2 separate regions of the Homo sapiens genome follow, and region 1 is linked to region 2. A link is an interaction called in ENCODE POLR2A ChIA-PET data of the cell type or tissue named here. Cell type or tissue: Panc1. All regions are shown on one strand. Links, peaks and the distances in the headings refer to the core of each region. The heading gives the core; the rest is flanking DNA.

Evidence for each region. Peaks named below come from ENCODE experiments on the same cell type or tissue, not always from the same donor. Only the 100,000 strongest peaks of a DNase experiment are listed, where the experiment ranks them.
Region 1: POLR2A ChIA-PET joins it to region 2 with 7 read pairs; 2 of 35 experiments call an interaction of 5 or more read pairs at or near these places.

The regions. Positions count from the first base shown.
Region 1 is chr4:172,990,799-172,995,198 of GRCh38, reverse strand. All of the region lies in intron 10 of GALNTL6 (polypeptide N-acetylgalactosaminyltransferase like 6), which reads right to left. Among named protein-coding and RNA genes, the nearest start is that of GALNT7, 180 kb to the left of the region's middle. In Panc1, for the core only: no CTCF peak of the experiment used is centred there; no DNase peak of the experiment used is centred there.
Region 2 is chr4:173,288,438-173,292,837 of GRCh38, reverse strand. GALNT7 (polypeptide N-acetylgalactosaminyltransferase 7) reads right to left here. Exons shown (of 12, transcript NM_017423.3): 3 at 564-730. LOC124900812 (a long non-coding RNA gene) reads left to right here and starts at 3,356. Exons shown (of 3, transcript XR_007058367.1): 1 at 3,356-4,400. In Panc1, for the core only: a CTCF peak has its summit at 4,153; no DNase peak of the experiment used is centred there; H3K27ac peaks cover 2,053 bases.

The DNA.
Region 1 (4,400 bases), core at 314-4,313, 300 kb after region 2:
TCTAGAGTGCTATTTTATGAATATAAACACTTCTCCCAATGGTTGGATTCATATATGAATTGCCAATAAATCTAAGATTTGCTCTGGTTCTAGTACAATCATGAAAAGCCACTTCCAATATTATCCTCAAAGCCAAGGGCCATAGTCACAGGCTTTGAAGATAAAGCAAATTTTTAGTACTTGAAAAACTACTCACACAATATGGTGTCTAGATAAAATAATTCTCCCTTTGAAGTCAGGTCAGATGGTTGAAATGTGAGCAGGTTGAAAATATGGTCTAATATACAGTTGTTAAGCTCTGTGTAAGATTCAGGACCATTAGTCCATGAAGACCTGCAATCAAAATCATGGGACTGGTTCTGAGGATATGACCTTTTAGCCCTGGACAGGATGGCAGCAAAACCCCTGAGACCCATGGGGCTTTTCAAGTTCTCTAGAGAAGTAGATTCTCTTGAGCCCATTCTTGAGTGTAATAGCCGGTCTTCTAAGGAAGGCCTGCAAATTGTCTTTATTTTCAGGTAAAATAATTCACGGTCTGGGTTATCTATTGCGAATGTCAGCACTGCTAAACACATTCAACATATTAAAAGAGATGACTTGGCTCTTTAAGGGGAACAAAGGTGAAAATGTCAAATTTCATTTGGCATATGAAACTGTAATGTAACATTTGTAAAGTATTTCATGGTATAACTACTTCCCTGAAATATTTCTCTGTGAGCCTTAAATTATAAAGCAATGGCCTTTCTGTTTTGTGGAGCTCACAGCTGAGGTGTGGTAAAAATACATCTTCAAACTATTTCTTAACTCCTGCTCTAAAATCAAACTAATGGGGACCTAAACTGTTGAATTTCAAAGGTCTAGCCTTAAAGTTCCAAGTCACACTGACCAGCAGTCCATCACTGTTTCCTGTAGCAAGGAAAATTCATGCAAAACTGATAGGGAAAACTGATTGATATTTTCTATAAAAAAAGCAAATATACTCCTTCCAAACCAGTGACATCAGAAATGCTACCCAGGGCACCATCTTATACAACAGTTATTGTAGTAATCTGATAATATGTGAATGCTCCAGTCAGCTTTCTGAAAAATCTCATACGTGCTTCTCATTTAAGCATTTTATTTAATCTCCCTCCTCAAATTTCTTACTGTGGATGCAATGAATCATGCTAGATTCAATGAGTGGATAGTTCTGACAATGAACGGGTTGGGGTTTGGTCGGACTGTGATATGAAGGGTGGGTGTCAAAAGCCAATATTTTTTTTGTTTGTTTGTTTTTGAGATGGAGTTTCTCTGCTGTTGCCCAGGCTGGAGTGCAGTGGCACAATCTCGGCTCACTGCAACCTCCGCCTCCTGGGTTCTAGTGATTCTTCTGCCTCAGCCTCCCGAGTAGCTGGGAGTACATGCATGTGCCACCATGCCCGGAAAAGCCAAGATTTATCCTTTCTTGGGAAGACAGTGAGATTATTTCTCCCTGAAAATAAAGCAGAACAGAACAAAACAAAATGATAACAGAGCAAAACAAAAGAGGTTTTGAGGGAAGCGAACAGTAGTCTAGTTCTAGTTCTAATTAGCCCCATTGCATGCACAACCTAATCAGCCAGTCCAGGCCATATCAAGTGAAAGCTCATCAAGTAGCCATGAGAGGCTGAGTGGGGTCTATTTCTTGCAGTGGTCTGTAATGTAACCTCATGCCAGTAAGCCATTCTTCAGGAGAAGCTTGCCTTAATCACCTCTGTAACTGGCACCTGGAATGGTTTTGGTATATAGCTAGAGCTGCTATAACAAAATACCACAGATTAGGTGGCTTAAACAAGAGAGATTCTCAGTTCTGGAGTCAGGAAGCTCAAGATCAAGGTGTCAGCAGGATTTGGCCTCCTATGAGGCCTCTTTCCTAGGCTTGCAGATGGCCACTTTTTACCTGTGTCCCTACATAGCCTTTTCTCTGTGTGCACACATCCCTGGTGTCTCTTCTCTTCTTATCAGGACACCAGTCCTATTAGATTAGGGCACCACCCTTAGGACCTGTTTCACTTTCTAAACACCCTATCTTCAAACACAGACAATTGGGGATTAGGGCTTCAACATACGAATTTTTGGGGGGACACAATTCAGTTCATGAGATGAACTGCCTTTGCAAAGATTATGGCAGTGAGACAAATCTGACATAGGAAAATTATGTCAGTGAAAGAAATCTGACCTCATCGACTGATCTCACTTCTAACCTCCAAGCTGCCCTTGTTCATTCTTAGGGGTAGGGTGAACTAACTTTTGGAGTAATTTAGCTTATAGTTGAACTTTGAAAAAAAGACAATACATCTTCTCCCCAAAATAAACTCCCTGCTTGCTTAGCGATCCGATGACCTTTGTAAAACCAACAAATTATTCACAAGATTAGAAACTATAGCTCAGGAGTCATGCAGCCAAAGGCCACAAGATAATAACCTCCCAGTTGCTCCTATAGATAACATCACTGTTGTAAAACCTAAGACTGACGTTTGAGGTATTTTTCAGACCCTGCATTCTGATGGATTAGCTGGTGCTACCCAGACTGTTTAAAAAATTAAAAGCAGCAGATTCTACCAGATCTGCTTCTGTGTATTCATATATGTTGTGTGTATGTGTGATGCCTCATTATTAAAATAAATAAAAGAGCTCTAATTAATTGCCTTTAAAAATAAGCACTTAAATCAAATTATTTTGCCAGAAAAATAGAAACTTTAATGCCTTTTAGTTCACAGGACTCTAATAAGCTTTGAAAAATAAAGACAGTTTTAAAGATTATTGGTAAAATAAAATAAAAATGTCTTCACAATTTAGACATTTCATCTAAATTAGGCAGTTCAGATACTGTATTTACTAGAGGCTTTAAAGTTACACACCGCTTCTGTGACTTTTGATAGGTGTCTTCTTGCCTGCTTTAGAAATATTTTCCAAATTTTAAATCGTAAGTAAGGCCTGAGGACATGTGGATTTAGCCATGTCCCTTAGCTAGTTGGAAAGAGTCAGACATTATCTGCAGTTCTGTCCTGTGTCCTAGGCTCTGCACCTGGTACATAACTAAAATTGCTTATGCTTAAAAATAGGAGTTGTATGCTATTGGCAAAAACACATACGAATTTGGTTTTTTGGGTCTAGCTTAGAGGGTTTAGGAATTGTTCTAAATTTAATAAAGGAGAAGATAGAACTAAAAGTTTAAGCAAGTTTATAAGGTTTATGATAGATTCATCTTGTAAGAGAAATTCTGTGTGTGAGCAAATTGGCTAAAATTAAAAGGATATTATTTAGTTTTCCCATAAATGAAACATTAAAATAAAATGCAGGGCCGGAACTGGGCTCTGTGTCAAAATAACAAGATTTTCTTAAAATATTGATCTGCTTTTTAACAAGAAATTATAAAGTAATAATGGAGTTGTCAAAACCATATCTTATGCTTACACACTAATTAAAATGAGATAAATTTGTTTATGAGGTTTTATTAAAAATTGGGTTTAGGCTGGGAGCAGTGGCTCATGCCCATAATCCTAGCACTTTGGGAGGCTGAGGTGGGAGGATAATTTGAGGTCAGGAGCTCCAGACCAGCCTGGCCAACATGGCAAAATCCCGTCTCTACTAAAAAAAAAACAACACAAAAATTAGCTGAGTGTGGTGGCATGCCCCTGTAGTCTTAGCTACTCAGGAGGCTGAGTTAGGAGAATCGCTTGAACCTGGGAGGCAGAGAATTGCAGTGAGCCGAGATCATGCCACTGCACTGCAGCCTGGGTGACAGAGCAAGACTCTGTCTCAAAACAAAAAAAACAAAAAAAAACAAAAACTGGGTTTAACATAAATCATACGTGAATACAAAAGTAAAATAGGATTTTCTCTTTTGAACAAGATTTTCATGTAATATTGAGATAATAAAATATATTTTGCCTTTTAAATCAACTACAGAAAAAAGGCAAAAAGAGAGAAGAGATAGATTCAGTTGTCTTCATACTGTCTTTATTGGATCTTGTTGGTTGGAAAGCTGAATCTCCCCTCTATTAATGAGTAAAAGTTTAAGTCTTTTTAAAATTTTTGAGTTATCATTTTTGTTAAAGAAATTACTTATAGTGACATGGAATTCTATTTTATGATACCAAGTGTTTTAAATCTTTGATATTTGACAAACTTTCCAAAATCAAATTATAAATTAAGTCTTTTTTGGCTTCATTAACTTTTTAAGAATTAGGTCCCCTGAATTCCAAAAAGGGACATATTCAGCTTATTTGGTATATTAAAATCATACAGAAAGCATTTTCAAATATAAAATGGTTTTTAATTTTCTTTGAGTTATATTCATAGAAATGTGTTATAAATTTGTGCTTCAAAACTTTGTAAGATTCCTGTAATTCTGATATGTCTCAGTATATTTTATGATT
Region 2 (4,400 bases), core at 279-4,278:
TTTTAAAGCTATACATTCTCTAGGATACTTAAAAATGATTAGTTAATAAAAGGATCAGCTGCACAGAGATGAAAGGAAAAATAGGCCATATTTCTATTTATTCGTGCTAACATATGTGTACAGTTTCAAGATTCTAATCATGTCCTTGCAAAACCAGCAAAGGTTTATCCAGACTGCAAGAATTCTCAATTAAATTTTGGAGGAAGCTTTTTTATAAAGCCATTTTGAACGATATTTTCATGCTACCTATGTTTATCTTCGCTTCTAACATTATAATCAGTGGTATACTTTACTGAATTTTTGTGTACAACCAAATTTTTGTGTACTACTTGTACATCTCTGAGCGTGTAAAATGGACATAATGATATCCACTGAAAGGATTACTGTTAGTATTAAACAAAATAACTCACATACAATGCTTGGCACAGTGTCAACTTGTTGATAACAGATGCTATCAATAGATGCTATTAATTTTTTAAAGCTAATTATTTTGAAATCACCTTTTTGCAATTATTCATGCTTAACTTATTTTATAGACAAAATGTGAGTTTCACAGCCATTACCTTTATTACTGAAATCGTCAATTAACACAATTTCTGCTAAATATTTCCTTGGAGTCCTTTTAATTACACTGTGGACTGTTCTCATGAGGGTTGACCATCCTTCATTATGGAAGACAATGACAACGCTCGAAGTGAGCAAGTTTTCATCATAATGCCAATACTTGCATCTGTAAAGAGAAAATTTCATCATATTTATTTACAGGTAATCTATACTGCTTGGCTCCAAGCTGACTATATTTGCTGATTGGATTACATACTATCGACTTAACTACGGTAAGTGAATGAAATATAGCCTTCAAAATTTAACAGAAATGCAAGATAAAAGAGAGAAGCTGTTATGAGATAAAGTTACTCCTAGGTAAAGCTACTGCATAACCAATACTTATTCTGTAATAAAAAGACTTAATTTGTGAATTTATGCTGAGGACACTTAAGATAGTATTTACAGCTATCAGGTGGTTGGCTTTTTTTTTTTTTTTTCATGACCTGGACCTTAGTTATTTTCCTTTTTGAAATGAGCTTTTGGCACAAGAGATTTATTTCACTTGCTAAATAAACCATTATATTACTGCGTTTGAAAGCTAAACACACTATATTGCTATGTTTTACTAAAATATTCAGAAAGATATTAAACAGGTTGACCTGAGGCATATAGCAAGCATTCAGAAATTTACTGTGGAATGAACAAAGTGATAATATTGTTTAGAGCTTTTAAATTAGCTAAAGAGCTTAGTTGTTCTACACAACTATTTGAAACAACTGTAGCAGGAGTACAGTTTCCAGAAGCCTCTTCCTAAATAGAAGAAACCCCAAACAGGGACTGGTAAAGACTCATTTTGATTCTGAAAGAGTACTTTGCAGTGTAACCCAAAGTTGGGAGGGACCAAACACTCTTTCAGGATAAGTTCAAAAACACAGTAGTAGGGAAAAGCAGATCTTGTAGGAAGATGTAATGTTTCTGGAGAGAAACTGAAGCAGGCAGAGCAAGGTATGCCTAATTTTAGATGGGTGAGGATAATAATCCCCCCAAACAAACTATAACCCAGATGGGGACTCAGGCAACATTTTTCTTCTTCTGACCCTAACTACTGGGCTTAAAACAGCAGAACTGGGTGAGAAAGACAGCAATTTTGATTTACAACGGACACCAGAATTGGTGAAAATACGTAAAACATGAAAGGAAATTTGGGACTTGCTTCTAAGGCAGAAGATAGCAACTTGGGGAAAAGGGCAAGATAGAAACTTTGAATGGGAGACAGGACGGAATTAGAAACATCAAGGGGCTGAAGGAGGGAGGAAAAGGGTGGGGTGAAGGTGACAGAAGGTGGTGAGGGGCACCTTTGCTGTCCTAGGGACCTCCATTTGGGGAACATCTGCAGGCCTTGCGTTCTTACAGAGGACAGGGGACAACAGAGCTGGAATAGAGCATAATTTTGTGTTGTGTGTTGTATAATGTTTCCATCTCCTTTCACCAATGTATAGTTTAGAAATAATAATTCAAAAAATGTAAACCAGGTTGTGTGCCAGAATAACTCTATTGGTATGTGTTTTTCTTACTTATATTCTTTGTCTTAAGAATTACAAAGTAATGCATAGTTTGTTGTACAAAATTCAAACAACATAGAAGTTTACGACATAAAGGTGAAAGTTCCCTCCCTGCCTCTCTTCAGCAGGTTTTGTCACATTCAATCCTCTTGTTCCCTCCAGATTTTCCACCTCTCCCTAAAAGAGCTTCTACTTCCCTTTTCTGAGGAGGAGAGATATCCCCTAATAGATGTCAAATCTCATCTCCTAGAGGAAATCATTGTTAATAGTTGGCTGTATATAGTTTTTAATATTTTGTCTACTCATGTAGACATGTCTGGTATGTATATAGAATACATGTTCAGATGAGTACGTATAGACTTTTCTCCCATGTGAGCATGTATAAGACTTACATAATTCTTTTAATAAGAATGAAAACATTATAATAATGTTTCAATACATTATTGAATATTCCATAGTATGGCTGTTCCATAGTATGGCTGTTCCATAGTCTACTGAATTACTTCCTTATTGATGGGCATTTCTGTTGATTTCATAATAATGTTTCAATAATCATCCTTTTGTATATACCTCTATGCCCTTGCATAGAAATCTTCCCTACAAAATTTTCAAGACTGTAAGCTCATTAAAGACAGGAGCCTCAGCTATTTTGCTCACTACCATATTCCCAGCATATAACACATAACAGCGGCTCCATAGTTCTTTCCTGAATTGCTTTGGGGATAATATTTTTGAAATGCCTCTTATATTTTGTTCTCAGTAATGTCTATTCTTCACCCCACAATCTTTCTACTTTGAGATACCCTCTAGAACTGAGGCAGAAGGAAAGGAAAAATCAGTTGGGGCAAACTCAGACTGCAGAAATGGTCTGCCTGAAAAGTCACAGCAACAGGTAAAATTAAAACAACCTGGGGAAAAAAAAAACTCAGGCTACACCTACACACAGATAAGCAGACATGGTCCAGTACAGAAGCCCTTTGTTCTTTCCATAATTAGTGAGCTCTCAGGAAAAAGTTTCCTCCCCTTTTCAGGCATATACATGGTGGGCTCCATGGAAACTGGCACAGAGAGGATGGGGGCTTACCTAAAACAAACCCACAGTTAAACAAGAGAAGCAGCACTTTGTGCGTGCCTAGAGGCATACCCACAGCTGCATAAGATAAGGGGAATTGCACAGACAGCTTTACTGATAAGAGAAGTTGCTCAAACTGCTACAGAGATGAGAAGAGTTTCTTACAAAAGCTTTTGGATTTAGCTGTAACTCGGCAATCCACTCGGACTCCCCTCTCTGCTGTGGAGCATTTCTTCTCTCTCTTATTAAACTTTTGCTCCACCCCCACCCTTGTGTCCATGCTCAATTTTCTTGGACGCAGGACAAAGAAGCCAGGTACTAGTTCAGAGAACAAGAAACTGCTACATTATGGTGCATTGGCAAAACTACAACATATTTAGGTGCAGGAAGAAGGGATCATCAGAAGGGTGAGTAAGAGCGGACCTCTACCCTTTTACTTTCATTTCTGAGGTTTCTTGTCTATTCCAATCCAGTTTCCTTTCACAAAGGGCCCAGACATTGCATGGGATTGGAAGGAGGTCCTAGGGCAACTGAAGGTTTCTGGCTGGGGCTACCCCTCAGTATTATCTCCAGTCCCCGACAGCCGTCAGGGTGCTGGCACAAGGACCTCCAGTCTTTTCCTACTGCATTTTCCTTCTTTCTTTTCAGGGCTATCATGCCTCTTATCCCTTCTTTCTATGCAATGTTACAGGTGTTTTTGCATCCTAGAGACAGAGTCTTGCTGGGTAGAGTCAGTCCTGATTACTAAGACACCAACTGACAAACACAACAACTCTTTGAGTTACATTCCTGATTACTAAGACAAAGAGTTGTTGTGTTTGTGATTTCCTGGAGACAGGGTAAATTCAAGATCAGTTTAAATTTTCACCTAGTAAGGGCTTTTTGTCCTCAATGATAGACACTGATGGCACTATATAAGGGGATATTTCACCCCAAGTGAATATCCTCTTCCCTCTCCATTTGGATTGTTTCCTTCTCCTTTTGGGTTATTTCTTCCCTCCACGTGAAAGCTCAGCACTGCCCAATGAATTTAAACAGTTTCTTTATGAGACAAGTTAATTTTATTCCGCTGGGGACAGCCTATTAAACCCCAAACCTCTCTAACTTCTGCCTGGATAGATGGAGTCAGAGTTTTTACCTAACATCTCAGATCCTACAGCGCCACCTAGTGGGATGGGATTTTTTTCTCCATGGGGAGTCTTGCTGGCTGTTTGTCGAAA